Linked DNA regions of Mus musculus: region 2 is linked to region 1. A link is a loop called in an ENCODE intact Hi-C map of the cell type or tissue named here. Cell type or tissue: heart. All regions are shown on one strand.

What was found. A loop is a pair of places that touch in the nucleus more often than their neighbours do. Peaks named below come from ENCODE experiments on the same cell type or tissue, not always from the same donor. Only the 100,000 strongest peaks of a DNase experiment are listed, where the experiment ranks them.
Region 2: a loop joins it to region 1, with 2.4 times the contacts of the local background. A loop is called at or near these places in 11 of 42 quality-filtered maps.

What each region holds. Positions count from the first base shown.
Region 1 is chr5:52,511,656-52,519,655 of GRCm38, reverse strand. No RefSeq gene overlaps it. Among named protein-coding and RNA genes, the nearest start is that of Ccdc149, 44 kb to the right of the region's middle. In heart, a CTCF peak has its summit at 4,219 (motif pointing left); a DNase peak (open chromatin) is centred at 4,225; H3K4me3 peaks cover 1,121 bases; H3K27ac peaks cover 436 bases; H3K27me3 peaks cover 719 bases.
Region 2 is chr5:52,629,837-52,637,836 of GRCm38, reverse strand. No RefSeq gene overlaps it. Among named protein-coding and RNA genes, the nearest start is that of Gm30178, 10 kb to the right of the region's middle. In heart, a CTCF peak has its summit at 3,574 (motif pointing right); no DNase peak of the experiment used is centred here; H3K27ac peaks cover 185 bases.

The DNA of each region.
Region 1 (8,000 bases):
AGCTGGAAAGAAGGAGCCAAGGATTTCCTCACTGGTCATGTTCTCTAAGCTTCAAAACGTGATCAGCCATCAGTAACCTGTGTGTGCCCACCAGGTGTGTGTGTGCGTACCTCTGCAGACAGGTATGTAGATATCATTTGAGATGCCTTGCATTGTACCCAAGTCACAGAGGTCCTCTGCAAAGAGGTACCTGACCTCACCTGGTCATTCTTTGCTGGGGTGCTGCTGTCTTCTGCATCCTTCTATGTGGAATTGGATTATAATAAGACTCTCAAGGGGTCAGAACCTGCACAAGTCCCTGCTGGGTACGCATCACCTCTAGGGGCATTCTGGTCAGTTTTAATGTCAACTTGCCACATGTTAGAATCACCTGCGTAGAGACCCTCACCCGAAGAACTGTCCCGACTGATGTGGGAAGACCCTCCCCAACTGTGGGAGGCACCTTTGGGTTGGAGCCCAGATCAAAATGGGTATTTCAGAAGGAAGCTTGTCTTCCTGCCTTTGGCTCCATTTGCCCAGTTGTAGCTGCTACCAAGCCCTCCATTGACAACAGAGCCAGTGTCCCCAAGTTTTCATGATGGAATAGGGACCAGTGGCTCTCCAGGAACTCCTGGGGCTTCCTTTGCCAGGTTGGGACTACAGATGTACTGAGCTGACAGGCTGAATAACTACCAGTTACACATACATGCAGGCACATACACATTCCCACCCCCACTCCCCCCACCCCTCTGCTCACATGATAGAGCCTGGATGGGCCCTGTTGGCCTGAGGATGCTACTCAAGAACTCAGTCTCCTTCATCTATTCCTATGACTGTCAACCTCATGGCTCCAAAGAGGCTGCACCACCCTAGCCTTTGTGCATTCCAAGCAGGAAAAGAGAGGAAGAATAAAGGGTTCCCTCCCCATCTCTTAGTGCCAGGACTCAAACATAGCATCCTTCCATGTGTAGACAAACACTTTGTCACAGAGACATGCCCAGCCCTTGTTTGTTTTTTGAGACAGTTTCTTGCTAGATAGCCCAGGCTGGCCCGGGGCTCACCAACCTTTGTTCTAGCATCCCGAGTGCTGGGATTGCAGGCATGTGTCTCTATGACTATCGTTTTTTTTAAAATATATATATTAGCAACAACACCCCCAGATCCTATGTAGTTGATTTCTGTGTATCCTTTTTCTTTCTTTTTTTCTTTTTGACAAAAATTAGATAACTCAGTCATCTAAGAATAAGGCTCTTTTAACGCAAGCCATCGGGTACCCAGCCAAGACTGTCAGTATGGAAGAGAGCTCAGATACTGGTGAGACCAAAACTGTGCAGACCATAGCAGCTGGATGCTATTTTGGCTCAAAGCCCCTTACCACACCCCACTGTCTAGACCAGCACTGTTCTATAAAATAGAGTACAAACCCCAAAGTACATTTGGGGTAAACTTGAATACATTAAAAACAGCAAAGAAGCTGGGTATGTCTGGCCCAGCACTTGGGGAGCCAAAGCAGTGGGTATGTAACTCAAGACTTGCTCTGTCTACATAGTGAGACCCAACTCAGAATAACCAAATAAACAAACAAAATGCAAAATGAATCTGAATTATTCTTTGGGTCTTATCTTTCATAATCTTATACAAAGTAGCAATGAGACACTGTCCCGGTTTGGATGGACAATGCCCACCCCCAATCCCAGGCTAATACATTTAAACACTTGTCAGTTGGTAGTGTTGGATTGTTTGGGTTTTGCAGAGGGCTGGAATGGGGGGTGGGAGTGAAGGGTAGGGGATGGGGCTGTAGTTAGGAGGTGGAGCCTAGCTAGAGGAAGTGAGTGTCCACTGGGTGGGTGGAGGCTTATAGACCACCCTGTTTCTTGTTCCCTCTCTGCCTCATTAGCTACCAAGAAGCCTCCTGATTCTGCTGCCATGGTGGAAACTGTCCCTGTAGCCATGCCTTCAATAGCATGGTGGACTGTGCCTTCAATATATGAGGCAAGCAAATCTTCCCTTCTGGTCTTATATTTACACATAGCAACAAGAAAAGCAGCTGACAACATCTGTGCGGGGATGTAACTTACTCCGTAGAATGTTCACAGAGCAAGCCCAAGGCCCTGGGCGGACACCCAACAAGGCGTAACCTGAATGCAGTGACCTCCTTCTATAATGGAACACAGTTGGGGTTGGGCTTGGATGTAGAGGTTCAAGGTCATCCTCAGCTACATGGCAAGTTTGAGGCTAGCCCTGACCAGCGATCCAGACTCAGGAAAGAAAAAGGAGCGTAACAAATACAGTACCTCTGCCCATATCCAGCAGCACCACTTACACTGCAATACATCCTAGTGGGATCAGTGGTCCCCTTTACTATACTCAGACACGTGGTGACCCTAGGCATCTGTGACCCCAGACACTGCACCAGGCACTACATCTACACTTGGGAAACTTGTTCTCAGTTGGATATTTGAATCCCTTTTCCCTCCATGGGAATGTACATTTCTAAGTATATATATATTTTTTACCGATATATTAATTGCATATTTTCATGAGGGTACAGTGTGACATTTCAGTCGTCAGGGTGATCAGCAGTATGTATCCTTCATCCCAGACAGCTACCATCTTCTTACCATTCCCACCCTCCCTGCCATCAGGGAAAGGGAGGGAGTTGAGGCTGTCATGTGACTGCAGTAGAGATATTGAACGTACAGACAGATCCCTGGAGGCAATCATACAGCACCCAGGACGAGGAAGGTCCCCGAAGATGAAGAAGTGCCCCATTCCAGGACTATTACTGCTATTGTTGGGAGCTTTGCTTTGGTGCTGGAGAAGAGCTCAAAATGGTGCCCGATTTACAGGAAAAGCCTAAAGATGGCAGTGGTCACTGTTACAGTCAGCTATACAGCTGTGTCCTAAAACCACGCCCACATGCATGCATGAACAAATTCATTACAATAAGGTACACAGGTGGGTTCTATGGCTAGTGTGTATTGTGGGTATATACCTATTCGAAGGTGGATGTTTGAGTCTGTAGGGGACTATACCTGCTTTTAGGATATCTGTATACTTATTTCACAGGTCCTCAAATGTACTTTGTAAGTAAGAAATTAAATATTACAACTCCTTTCTACAATTGAGTAAACCAAGCCAGAGAAATCGAACTGCCTGCTCCTGTTCCCACAGCCAGCCTGGCCTCAGAGACTCCTGTCACCCCCCATGGACAGAGATCGTGCATAAACAGCAATTCTGGGGCAACAGGTGTCTATCCTGGGAGTCTGCTCTTAATCTCATCGCCAACACCTGCCACGCCCATCCGGCGGGAAGAACCAGTCTCGGCATCTCAGGGCTCCTCCTGTCCTGGAAACCGGCTGCAGCCAGCCACAAAGAGAAACGTGGAGCGGCAATTGCCGCCTCAACAATGACAAGTGATGAGGCACAATAGGAGGATCGGGCCTGTAATCAGCTTCAAGCTATACTTAGCTATTTACGAGTCCTGCAGCTCGCTCCAGAGCGTGTGAGAGAAGCGCACACCCTCGGCCCAGCGCTTGCTCATCACCGCTGCGCACCATGCGGAAAAGGACCCCTTTGTGACAGCGCCACAAATTACAGCCCAGGCAATCTGAGTTTCAGTTGGTGGATTCTTCTCTCTCCTAAAAGAAAAATCTGTGTTAAGCTTAATTACAGTCTGTCATTACCCGCAATCTTATAATGATCCAAAGTCCCAGGCAAAATGATAATAATAAAAAAGGAAAAGTGAGCGAGGATCAATTCAAATACGAATAGAAAAGATCTAGACAAACGCTGGGGAAGGGAGGTGATGGGGCATTATTCAGAAACAATCGGGAATGAAGACCAGCATCTCCGGAGGTAAACACTTGTTCCGGCTCCATTGTCTGTGTACCAGGCGCAGGGCTCAGCGCTAACTTTCCTCATTCTTGGCATCTTGAATCCCGTCGCTCTGACATTCGCCTTATAAAATGTAGGGAGCAGCTCCTGGGATATGGGAATGCCCATCATCAAAAGACCTAGTTGTAATAGGACAACATCTCTCGCATCCTAAGAAGGATGCCTGAACAGACTGAAAGTGTTCGCTGATTGCGTTCATCTTATGGCAAGAAAAAGGTGGGCAAGGCATAGGGGGAGGTTGACCGACGACACCTTTTAAACCAAGTTTTCTTTTGTCAGTTTTTACTGACCCACGGTGGCTTCCTTCTCAGTTCTAGAAGTCCACTGAGTGCGCCCTCTTGTGGCCGCATAGGAAGTGAAAATGATCTCGTCCCTCCACCCCTCTGCTGAGTAAGTGGGGGCCTAAGCTGATGGAGTTTGAGACTGGGTGCCAAAGAATGGGCAATCAAAAGGTCTCAGAAAGACAAGCCAATCTTCCTGGAACCGGGGTGTGTTCTGGACTCCACAGAACTTTTTGAGACCATGTAGATGTCAAAAGAAATCTTTTCCTGTACTGTTTATCAAATATCTGGAAACAATTATCCCATAGTGCATATATATATATATATATATATATTTGGTTTTTCGAGATAGGGTTTCTCTGTGTAGCCATGGCTGTCCTGGAGCTCACTCTGTAGACCAGGTTGACCTTGAACTCAGAAATTCACCTGCCTCTGCCTCCCAAGTGCTGGGATTAAAGGCGTGTGCCACCATGCCTGGCTATAAAATAATTCTTGATTATTTCCTACATACTGCTTATGAGAATTTCTTACCTGTCAAGAAAAAGTGTAGGGACCTGTTACAGTGAGACTATGAGTAGGAATTCCATCTTGGGGACTAAACATCAACGCACTGGAGTCATGTCTTACTTTTCCATGACCAAGGCATCCTATAGAAGAAAGACTTCTAGGGGTTTTACAGTTCCAGAGGGTTAGAATTCACAATCCTCGTGGTAGGGAGCATGATGGCAGGCAGGCAGGCAGGCAGGCAGGCAGGCAGGCAGGCAGGCAGGCAGACAGGCAAGGCATAGGAGCAGTAGCCAAGAACTGATATCCTGACCCACAAGCGTGAGGAACAGGGAGTGACTAGAGTCTTTCGAAACTCAAAGCCTACCCCCAGTGACCATACCTCTTCTAATGAGAGCCACATGTCCTAATCCTTCCAAAATAGTCTTACTAAGTGAAGTATTCAAATGTCACCTATGAGGAGCGACAGTCTCATTCCAACCACCCCTTTTACTTTCTGGATCCCACAGACTCTTGGCAATATCATAATACAAAATAGTCAAACTTCAAGACTCTCCATAGTCTTTTACTGTGTCAACACTGTTTAAAAGACTCAAGGTAACTGTAACACCCTCCCCCCCGTAAAATCTGCATAGTTCTAACATACAGTGACATAGTATGCATTACCATTCCAAACAAGGAAGAAAGGAGGGGCTGTTAGGAAATATGGAACCAAAGGAGAACCAAAACCCAGCAGGGCACACTGAATCCTGTAGCTCCATGCCTGATGTCCAAGGCTCCACTCTTCCATCTTTGCTGACTGTAACATACTTTTCTCTTGGGCTGGGTCCACAGACTATCTGCAGCTCTCCTTGATAGATATCCCAAGGCTCGGGCCCCTCTGGCCCCTCTGGCACCTCAGGGTCTCTAACACAATGTGGGCTTTACTTTCCCGTCTTCTTACAGTGGCCTCTCTGAGCTGCCAGACAGGACTCCATTGCTACACACCTGACTCCAGCAGCCCCCCTTAACCTCTCAGGATTCCACAGCTCCCCTACTTGCGTATTCTTCATGGTTATGATGCCGGAGTCACCTGCCTGACGCTTCAAGTTTGAGGCCAAGTTCAGCCATCTAGGCGGGCCTGATGGAGCTTGGCCCCCTCTTTGAATTACATTTGCATATGCCTTACTGTGTTGTTGCTTTTTAGAGGCAGGAGATTCTCTAGGCTTTGTTTTTTATAAGTTGGAGGCTTAGCTTGTGGGGTGCTGCCCTGAGGGCTCCCCTACTTTATTCCATGTCATAGCGGGTCTCTCCAGACCTCTTACATTACATCTCCCGGCGCTCTTCTTCACTCCAAACTGTACATTTGATATTTATTTTTGTCCAACCTGTTCCTTTTTTTTTTTAATTGTAGAATTGCATAAGAGTAGTTACCAATTACTATACGAAAGAGTCAGTGTTAGGCTGTCTTGAAATTTTCTTTGCCAAGGAAATTACTCCAGGATTTTTCAACTTAGCCATAGATAGATTCTTAGAATATGGGGGTGGGTAGGAATGGGGGTAATCAGCTACATCCAAAATACCACAAAAATGATTTCTACCCCAGTTGTCAATATTGCCCCCTTCTGAAGCCTCCACGGTTCACATTGTTGGACCCACAGCAGACTCAAATCCTCCTTTAGGATGCTTTGCTGGGGTGGCCTTTAGGTTATAAAGAGAGATTAGCCACTAGCCTGTGTGTTTCCTCACTTTTTCACCCCTACACTCTGGCTGCAGAAAGAAATGATGGCTTGAAATTTTAAAATTTCTTAGTTTACTCATGTAAACCAAGCTGTGTTTCCTGACTTCCAAGTCTCAGAGAGTCTATTTGGTTGTGAGAAAAACTTTAGGGAAGGAATGACTTAAAAATTAATTACCTTGCAAAAGCCAGAAAACTCAGCCAAACTATTTTTTAAAAATACGCAAAATGTGTAGGGGCAGATAAATGAGAATTCTAGATTTAGGCTTCAGGGAAGGCTTGCTCCAGCAGATCAGGACACTTGTCAAGGGCTTTGCATTTCTCCTTGTCTTCTGTGGTGTAGCAGACACCATCTGGAACTTTCCTAAAGATCACTTGCCTTCATAATCAAGGTTCCCGGCATTCCTTTGCCCCAGGGCATCCTCTGTCCCCAGAGGTAAATACAATAAGCTGAAAATACCAGAAAGTAAATGTCCTCAGATTGCCTCTCCACCTCAGGGAATAAAATTTAGTGAATAAATACCTCTGCTATCAGTCCTCAATGGGACAATTATGAGCTGTGATTTGCACTGTTTTTCTCAAAGTGTCCCCCAAGGACTGAGCCCTCAGTGCCCACAGGAGGCTTCGAATTCCCCTCTCAAGGTTCCTGTCTTTCTCCTGTCTCACTTCTTCACACTGGTTCAGTACCTCCTGCCATCCTGCCCCGACTGCTCCCTGGGGCATTCACACTCAAGTCTCTTTCTCTGTTCCAGGATGACTGGGATTGGACACAGTCTCTCCAAAGGGCTCTGATTAACTCATCAGGATCTCTTTGAGCACAGCGTATCTTAAAAAGAACTGAACGGGGACTGGCAAGATGGTTGGGTAGATAAAGGTAGTGAAGACCGGAGTTTGATTCTTGGGATCTGCATGGTAAGAGGAGAAGGAGAACTGACATAACCAGTCAATTACCGAGCCGTCGATTCGGCAGGAACTGATGTGGGGGAAAGGTACTGGCTCAGTAACTGGCCTAGGGTGAGTGACCTCCATCCCTCACCTCTCTTTTAATTTCTTCAGTCTCAGCGTCTCCCTCCTTCCCTTTCTTGTCTTTGGGTTCTCATAACAGAACATGGGATCCCGAGTCCTTTATACATACAGAAATTTGCTTCTCACAGTTCTGTGGCCTGGGAAGTCCAAGACTAAGGCACTGGAGCCGGGTGAGGGCCCTCCAGCTGTATCCTTGTGTGGAGGAGAGGCAAAGCAGATAGCAAAGTACCTTGAGAAAGGCCTTGCTTCAGTCCTGTGACTCTAGAGAACACTTACATGGGCCATATTCAGAAGGTGAGATGCTAGCTCGGTCCCCTCTTAAGAGGCCCAGCTCTTTGTTTTTGAAACAGGGTTTCTCTGTATAGTCCTGGCTGTCCTAGACCTTGTTCTGAAGACCAGGCTATCCTTGAACCCACAAAAATCTGCCTGCCTTTGTGTGCCCAGCCTGAAACCCAGTTCTCCTTCCTTCCTTCCTTCCTTCCTTCCTTCCTTCCTTCCTTCCTTCCTTCCTTCCTTCCTTCCTTTCTTTCTTTCTTCCTTTCTTTCTTTCTTTCTTTCTTTCTTTCTTTCTTTCTTTCTTTCTTTCTTTTCAAGAC
Region 2 (8,000 bases), 120 kb before region 1:
TCTTACCTTCAAGGGCAGCTATAGCCTGTCAAGCCAAAGTCATTGGGTAGTGTCTGAACATGGCTGTGCTATAAGACTATCCCCCCCCGCTGTGTATACCTCCTACCAGGTGCACTCACTTGTGTGCAAGTGTGGAAGTCAGAGGTCGTCTTTGGCTATCTTTCTCTATCACACTCCACGTTATGTTTGAGACAGGGCCTGTCCCTGAACCTGTAGCTTGCTATTTTGACTAGACTGGTTGGCCGGCTAGCTCTTGGTATCCTCGCCTGGTCTCCTCTCTTGGTGCTACCATGCGCAGCTTTTATGTGGATTCTGAGGATCTGAACAGCAAACACATTACTCAATGAGCCATTTCCCAACCCTTAGTCTGGCATCAGTTTGTGAGTTATGATTTTAAAATCCCAATTGCTATTTTCAAACATGTGTCAAGACTTGAGGTTTAACACATTTTTTTAATAAGTGACCCATAGACCCCGAATGAGAGCAAGATCATCCAAACGGAGAATCTCTACAAAGGCTTTCTGTCATGGTCAAATAATAACTACAACGTGAGAGGACACCTTCACCCTTAACCTGCCACGGAGTGCCAGAGTGGCTCGCTTAGGGTTTTAGTGTCAACTTGATACAACCTCGAGTCACCCGGGAAGAGGGAACTTTAACTGTAGAGTTGTCTCCATCAGATTGGCATGTGGCCATGTCTGTGAGGGACTGTCTTGATGGTGAGGGGCTCAGGCCACTGTGGGTAGCACCATTTGTAGGTGGGTGGGCCTGGGCTATATTAGAAAGTGAGCAGAGAGTGAGCTAGCAACCACCATTCCTCTGTGGTTTCTGCTTGAATTCCTGCCCCTTCTGTCCTCCATGACAGACTGTGGTTAGAAGCCTAAGATGAAATAAACTCTTCCCGTAGATTGCTTTAGGTCAGAGGGTTTTATCACCACAGCAGGAAAGCAAACTAGATCACTAAGCGACCTGACCTTCCGAAAGCTAACTTTTGACTCATCTGAAAGGATAACAAGACCTCCCGGGACTGAGATAAACATCCAGTGAAATTTTATGTGTGGGAAGTGGCTGGGGGAGGGAGGATGGATATGTAGCCCCTGGTCTGATAGGAGCTATCACTGAATGGTTGGTAACACAACACACCAAAAATGGAAAAGATCTTTAATGAAATAGCATCGGAAATGGGCTTTATGCAGTGCAGCTGTGTTGGCTTGGTATTTATCACATCCTATCTATCGCAATAAAAACCGAGACTGCAGCTATGGGAGATGAGCCTCGGTCTCGGAGCTGCCCTTCCTCCTGCTTCTTGCCTCCTACCGATGGATTTTCTTCTTTGTCTTAAGGCTTTTTTTTTTTTTTTTCCTTTTGGTGCTGTTAAAAACACAGATGCCTCCGGAAACAGATAACTGCTTATTCTTATCAGTTAAGGACGTCTTAGTTGGGGAGAGTTTATCAGATGTTCCTGAAGAATAGGCTTAAAAAAAAAAAAGCCAAACTTTAGCATAGAAACTTTCAAAATCTCCCAGAAAGCCATCTAGTGCCTGCTGCTCCAAGTGCCCAGCCGCACTTCCTGCCTGTGTAATTGACGCCTACCAAGTTCCACCTTGTTTCACTGGTCTCACTAACCACACCTCTGGTTGCAGAGTACATTGGAGATATTTGTGGGTGGGGCTCAGACCCAATCAGACATGGCCCCCAGGTGAGGGAATACTGGGCCCCCACCCCCAGAGGCTGAACCTAAGGTCTTGTGTGCACTTAATACATGCTCGATTACTGAGATATCCCCCCCCCCCCAGCCCTCTTGTGATTTTGAGACAGGGTCTGCTAAGTTGCCCAGGCTAAACTTGAATTCATTCTGCACCCCATTCTGTTCAGGTCCATGAACTTGGACCCCAAGCTCTTGGATAATCGTAGACTTCCAATGTCAGTTCTAATAGGATCTCTGTAGGGTTGTGTGGTAGCAGTTGTCCTAGCTACAGAGATAACCTTTGTTCTGAAATGTGTGGAAGGTGAATGGCGCTATGTCAGGCTTCACGGGCAGTGGAACCTCTATATCTTAACAGTTAGTTGTTCAGAGGGGAAGAGAGGCAAAAAGCTATGCCTGGGAAACATGAGAGGAGGGAGTGGGCTGGCCTGCGGAAAGAACCCTTCCTGATGTCTCCTGGTCAAATAGAGAGATAGGAGAGAGAGAGAGAGAGCGAGAGAGAGAGAGAGAGAGAGAGAGAGAGAGAGAGAGAGAGAGAGAGAGAGGAGCTTGTAGCTTCTGATCAGACCAAAGCTGATGATATTCTCCACTCTCTTCAAACAACTTGCTCATAACCTGACCTATGGGACGGAAGCCAGAGTACTGGAGTTCAGTCTCTAGGATCCACAGGAAACGCTGAGTGTGGAAGCACGTGCTTGTAACCCAGCACTGGGAAGCCAGAGACAGGAGGCTCCCTGAGGCTTGCTGGCTAGCCACTATAGTCCACTTGCTGAGTCCCCGGTGCAGTGGGATACCCCCATGTCAAAGGAAGTGGACTGGTAGGTCGGAATGATCCCAACAGTTGTCTTCTGACTTCTACATGCACCAGCTACACATGCACAGAGCGAGGAAGAATAAGAGCAGAAGCAAACACAATCAGAACCTCCCTTTGGAAGAGTTTGCCTGGACAAAATTCAGGATCCTTGGGTATCTGTGAGCCTCCTGGAATTCCCCAGGTAAGAAACCAGATGTAGAGAACTCTTCAAAGCTGCCTATGTGAGAGGTTCGAACAGAGGCTGGTCCTGAAGGCTGGGGCTACTCATGGGTCATGTCTGGGGCCTGAGAGGGCGCAGAAACCCAGAACACCTTTCTGGCCTTGGCCTTTCCTTTCCTGTGAACTGCATCCTTCTATGTGTTCTTCAGCTTCTGCTGTCCCCACTCGATGCCATCACCGTCCACTTGCCTGGAGACTCACCTCTTCCTAGGGGACCGGATACCCTGGGAGGGGGGAAGGGGACAGGACAGAAGCCTTTTGAACAATGACTTCTGCTGTTGTTGAAGCCCAGTGGAAAATGTGCCCGCTTTTATTTACTAATGCAAAGCAAATGGACCTTTTAACACTGGGAAATCAGCATTTTTGGTGTGCATTTATGATCATTGTCTATTTTCTGTTTATTTCCATCTATTTGCAGCCACTGGGTTTTGGGGCCAAGTTGGTTTCCGCGCCAGTCCCTACGGGGGAGAAAAAGGGAAATAAAGTAGAACTCATAACCAACCACACTGCGCATAGAGCATCCCCACAGAGTCCGGAGCTTCCTAGGCATGAAATTGACTGACGCAGGGAGGCAGCAGGTGTGGGGACACATGCCACTTGCTGCTTTCTTTTTGTTTTTTTTTTTTTTTTCCCACTGTGTTTATAATCAGTGAATGGCTCTGGATGTTTAAATGGTTCCCTAATACTGACGGAGAGTGGATGCCATTACAACCTGAACTTGTATTGCCACGCAGATGGTGGGGAGAAACATCCAATTGGGCACACAGCTTTGTCTGTTTCACTTTTAAAAGATCAGCAGAGTGTCAGACATCCGTGATGCCAGCAGGGGGCGCGTGGGGGAGGGGAGCAGAGCACCTCTGTCGCTGTCCTTCAGACTACATACATATCAAGGAGGGAAGGTGCCACCGCAGCCTCCCCTGTGAGGAGGGGAGTTCACAGCAGCATCTGTGACTTCCCCCTCACAGGATCCAAACCTGTCCCCATGACATGTGACTTGTAAGTTTTGGAGATACCTCCCCCTAACTCCTTGCAAACTGATCCCACCCCAAACACACCTGGGGACGTGGGGTGTGCTTCACATCTCGAACATCTTCAAGCATGGCAGCGCCCTCTACACCAGCTGCCACCTCCCACTCCCACCTGTTCCTCAGATTGCTGCCTTCTTGTGGTTCGCTCCTTCACTCCATTTTGTGGGATCTCAGCAGTTCTATTCTCCCCACTGTCGCTAGAAGCTATGACATCAAAGCTAACTCTGGAAGTCACCTTCACCAGGTTTGAAACAACAGAATGACATGTTGTGAATCTGAGCAGAAAGAGCAGGGTGACGAGTCAGAGACCCTTCCTAGTCCCTTAAGGTCACCCCAGGAGTAAGTCTCCATTGAGAAACCCACACCCATACTTGGGGGGGGGTGTTTTATACTCCCCTCACTCCCTGCTCAGCACCCCTCTCTCTGTTAACCTGATACTTGAATCTGTATTAAAATATCTTAATAAATCCAGCTCTGCTTTAAGAAATTTAAAAAATCACCTGAGGGAGGAAGCCCATCCCCTGAAAGAGAGCCAAGGTTGAGAACACACTCCAGGTCACTTCTGGGTTGGGACATTGATCCCAAGAGTCAGCGTTGATGAAGCAGTGCTTAGTGGAGGGAGAATGGAGGTGAGTGCCGGCGCTCACCCTCTGTTGTTTAAATGGGATGTTTCCCTTTGTCTAGAGTGCTTGGATACTTGGTCCCCCATTGGTGGCACTGTTCAGTTGGTCCCCAGTTGGTGGCACAGTTCAGATAGGTTTAGGACTGTGACCTTGCTAGGGAAAAGTGTGTCCTTGGGTATGGGTTTTGAGAGCATAAAGACTTGTACTATTTCTAGTTTGTCCTTTGCTTGTGGTGCCAGAAGTGAGCTCCCACCCCCACCCCAACCCCCTCCCCCGCTTCAGGCCTTTGCTCTGCCATCATGGACTCTATCCCTGTGGCACTAGAAGCCCAAATAAACTCTTCCTTCTATAAATCGCCCTGGTCATGGTGTTTTGTAACAGCTACAGGGAAGTAACTAATGCAGCTAGCTAGCTGTTTCTTTTCCTTCCGTTTGGGGCCCACAGCCCATGGAATGTATTAGGAAGGGTCTTCCCATCTCAACCTAACCTCGAAACTTCCTCATAGTCATGTTTAGAAGGTTGTCTCCTAGGTGGTTCTCTGTCCTGTCTCGTTGACAGTCTCCTCTGCCACAGTCTGTTTTACTGACATATCATACAGAGCAGGGCAGCACTCGCTCACCTCACCTCTTCCGACTGGCTTCTTTCTTTTCCAATTATAAAGGTGCCTCCCACACTGGCATCTCCTGACATCTTGTGACCTGTGGTGGGCTGGGCTTCAAGTACCACCTTAATTTTGCAGAGATGTTGGGTAGAGGCTGTGCTATCCTGTTTTCTCTTGCTATAAAGAAATAGCCAAGACTGGGTAATTCATTAGAAATAGTTTGGTCCAGTACTAAAGATGGGGATATCTTAAGAATAAGCATAGCACCAGCATCACTTGGCACTTCTATCCAGGATGAAAAGCATGTACAAGAGACGCAGCATGTAGCTTGCATTTGTGTTCACTCACCCAGGTCTAGAGACCTCTAAAGAGTACACTCCCAGGCAACAGCTCCTCTTGAAGGTACCCACTTCTACCTTGTATCCCAGCATTACTAGAGGCTAACGAGTTTTTACTGTGATTCCCAATGGGCACAAACCCCTTTCATACCGTGAGTAGTGAGCCCTGGTCTCAGGCTGACTCTGGCCTTGGAGTTTCTCTTAGAAATATTGGAATTCAGGGTTAAGATCTGGTGCTTTGGGGCAGTATTGTCTGAAGATGTGGTGGTGGCAGATTTGAGGCCACCCTGCTGTAACCATCTGAGAGAGTCACAATCTAGAGATGAAGGAACCCAGGACATCCCAGTGAAACTTTAGACATTGATGCTGAAAGAAGTCTCGTTATAGCAGTTTCCTCTAACGTTAAAAAACCTTCCATTGTGGAGGGAAACTTCTTAAGACAGGATATAAAGGGAAAGTTAAATGACAGGCTATTTTAGGACAGGGTATTTATAAGGAAGTGAAACAACACGACATTCTAGGAGGGGAAAGTGAAGCACTCCATCCTGCAGGAAAGCTCTGGTAAAATAGGAAGCAAACAACACCAAAAATAGCTTCAGGAAGTCCCTGAAACTGACCAGATTCACTAGTTTCCCTCAAAGTAGATTAGTAAAGACTGCTTCAAGTCACTTCCTGTGGTGGTTTAAATGAGAATGGCCTTCACCTGCTCATATGTTTGAATGCTTAGCCCCTCATGGGTGGACTGCAATGATCGCAATCGCAAAGACTAGCCAAGCAACCTGGAAGAGATAGGGTCTAGTTGAGCTGAACCAGAAGGGGCACTGACCAACTGAGCTGCCTGAAAGGACTTTCTCCAGTCTATTTGTGGGGAGCAGGTGTGGCGGTAGTCCCAAGATGGCGCCCGAGACTGCAGCCAAGTCTTATGACTTGCACCTGACTTCCTCATATACCCGAAAATAAGCCACGTCCATCGTGAGAGCTGCGCAGGCGCACCATGATGCAAGATCAGGCCATTTGACGGAAGCCAATGAACTGAGATTTACTCAGACTGGGCTGATGGGGTGTGGTTGAGGGGTTGTATAAGGGATTGCGATTGGAGGATAGAGAGATTCCTGCTTGAAGAGAGATTCCTGTTTGCATGATAGAGAGATTCCTGCTTGCATGTTGAAATGTTCCTGAATGAACTGCTTTGAGAAGAACGTAGTGTCATCGCTCTTTTCTGCTGGTTGGAATAGGAAGCGACATCTATTGAACTGCCTATAGTCTGTACAGTGTAGTCCAGGTATTTAGCTATTGTGAGTGGTCACCCATGCTAGGGTGGCTTTGTTGAGGTAGCTGTCTTTGAGTCATCTCTGCTTCTGTAAATACCCCATCACCTATATTCCTGTAACCTCAGTAAAACTCACTGGTTCACTAAACTGGACTGTGGTGGTAGCCATGCTTTTGTCTGTCATGACTCTCTATCTAGGCTGAGTAGATCAGAGTGTAGCATCTCCCCAAGAGAAGCTAGTCCCACAACATGCTCTCTCATGGTTCTCAGAAGTCACACAACACTTCTCAATTTTTTTTTCCAGTCACTTAAAAGCATCAAGCCCATTCTCAGCTCATGGGCCATCTAAAAGTAGGTATCTTGCTGAATCTTGCCAGTGGGCTAAGCTGGTTCGGTCATCTGTCCAACATGTCATCTTAAGCAGGTCCCATGATTTAGCCTTGAGGTCCTTGGCTTCAAGACTGAGCACAGCCCAGATTGCTTCAGACCTCTGGGACAGGAAAACCAAAAGCAGTGACTCAGATGTAGCCCCAGGATATGGGTGGAACTGATTAGACAACACTTAGTTCATCTGAATTGTTTGTCCTCCCCAAATCCACAGATGGGACCTCCTGGCTCCTCTAGATACCTCAGCCTTTCACACTTCTGGTGCTTATGGAAAGGCAAGGGGGACATCCCAGCATGCCCTCAGCTCAGAAATTACTGCCTTTTCTTACCAAAGATGAGCTTTTAAAGATACCTCGAGGGACAAGAGAGGCCCCAGTGACACATTGTACCTGCTGACATGGAAGGAACGCCTACACTCTGATCTCACTCTTCCCATCTATGGAAGCAAGATCTAGGCATGAGTTCTCTCCAAGAATGACCCAGCCCTGATGCCTCATGTACCAAGGAACTTACTGACATATGGAGTTCACGTCTGCACTGTTCTTGCCAGGCCAACCTGAGGTGTTTCCTCTCCTCTGCAGGTATCATCTTCATGAGAAAGTAATTTTATACTTCGACTTCCTCCTCTGTAATGTGGCGTGCTGACGTTTTCTACAGTGAAGTGCTGAGGGGCATCGGGTGCAGTGGCCTGCTTCCACAGCGGGTGTGATGCTCCCAGTGCCTCCTTAGCCCACATCTCAGCTTCTGGACAAACTGATGGTGTGGGAGTTGACTTGGATACACACACACACACATATACATGCACATGAATGCTCACACACGCACGCACGCGAGCACACACACACACGCACACGCACACGTGCACGCACACGCACACGCACTTCCCATTCCTGAAGACTGAAGAGGATGGGAACTGTAGAAATCTCTGCTCCCAGCTCCCACAGAGTTCAGTCCCAGGCCAGGGTCAAGTTCAGAGACCGTGATTGCAGGCCCAGACTGTATGCAGAAGGGGCTG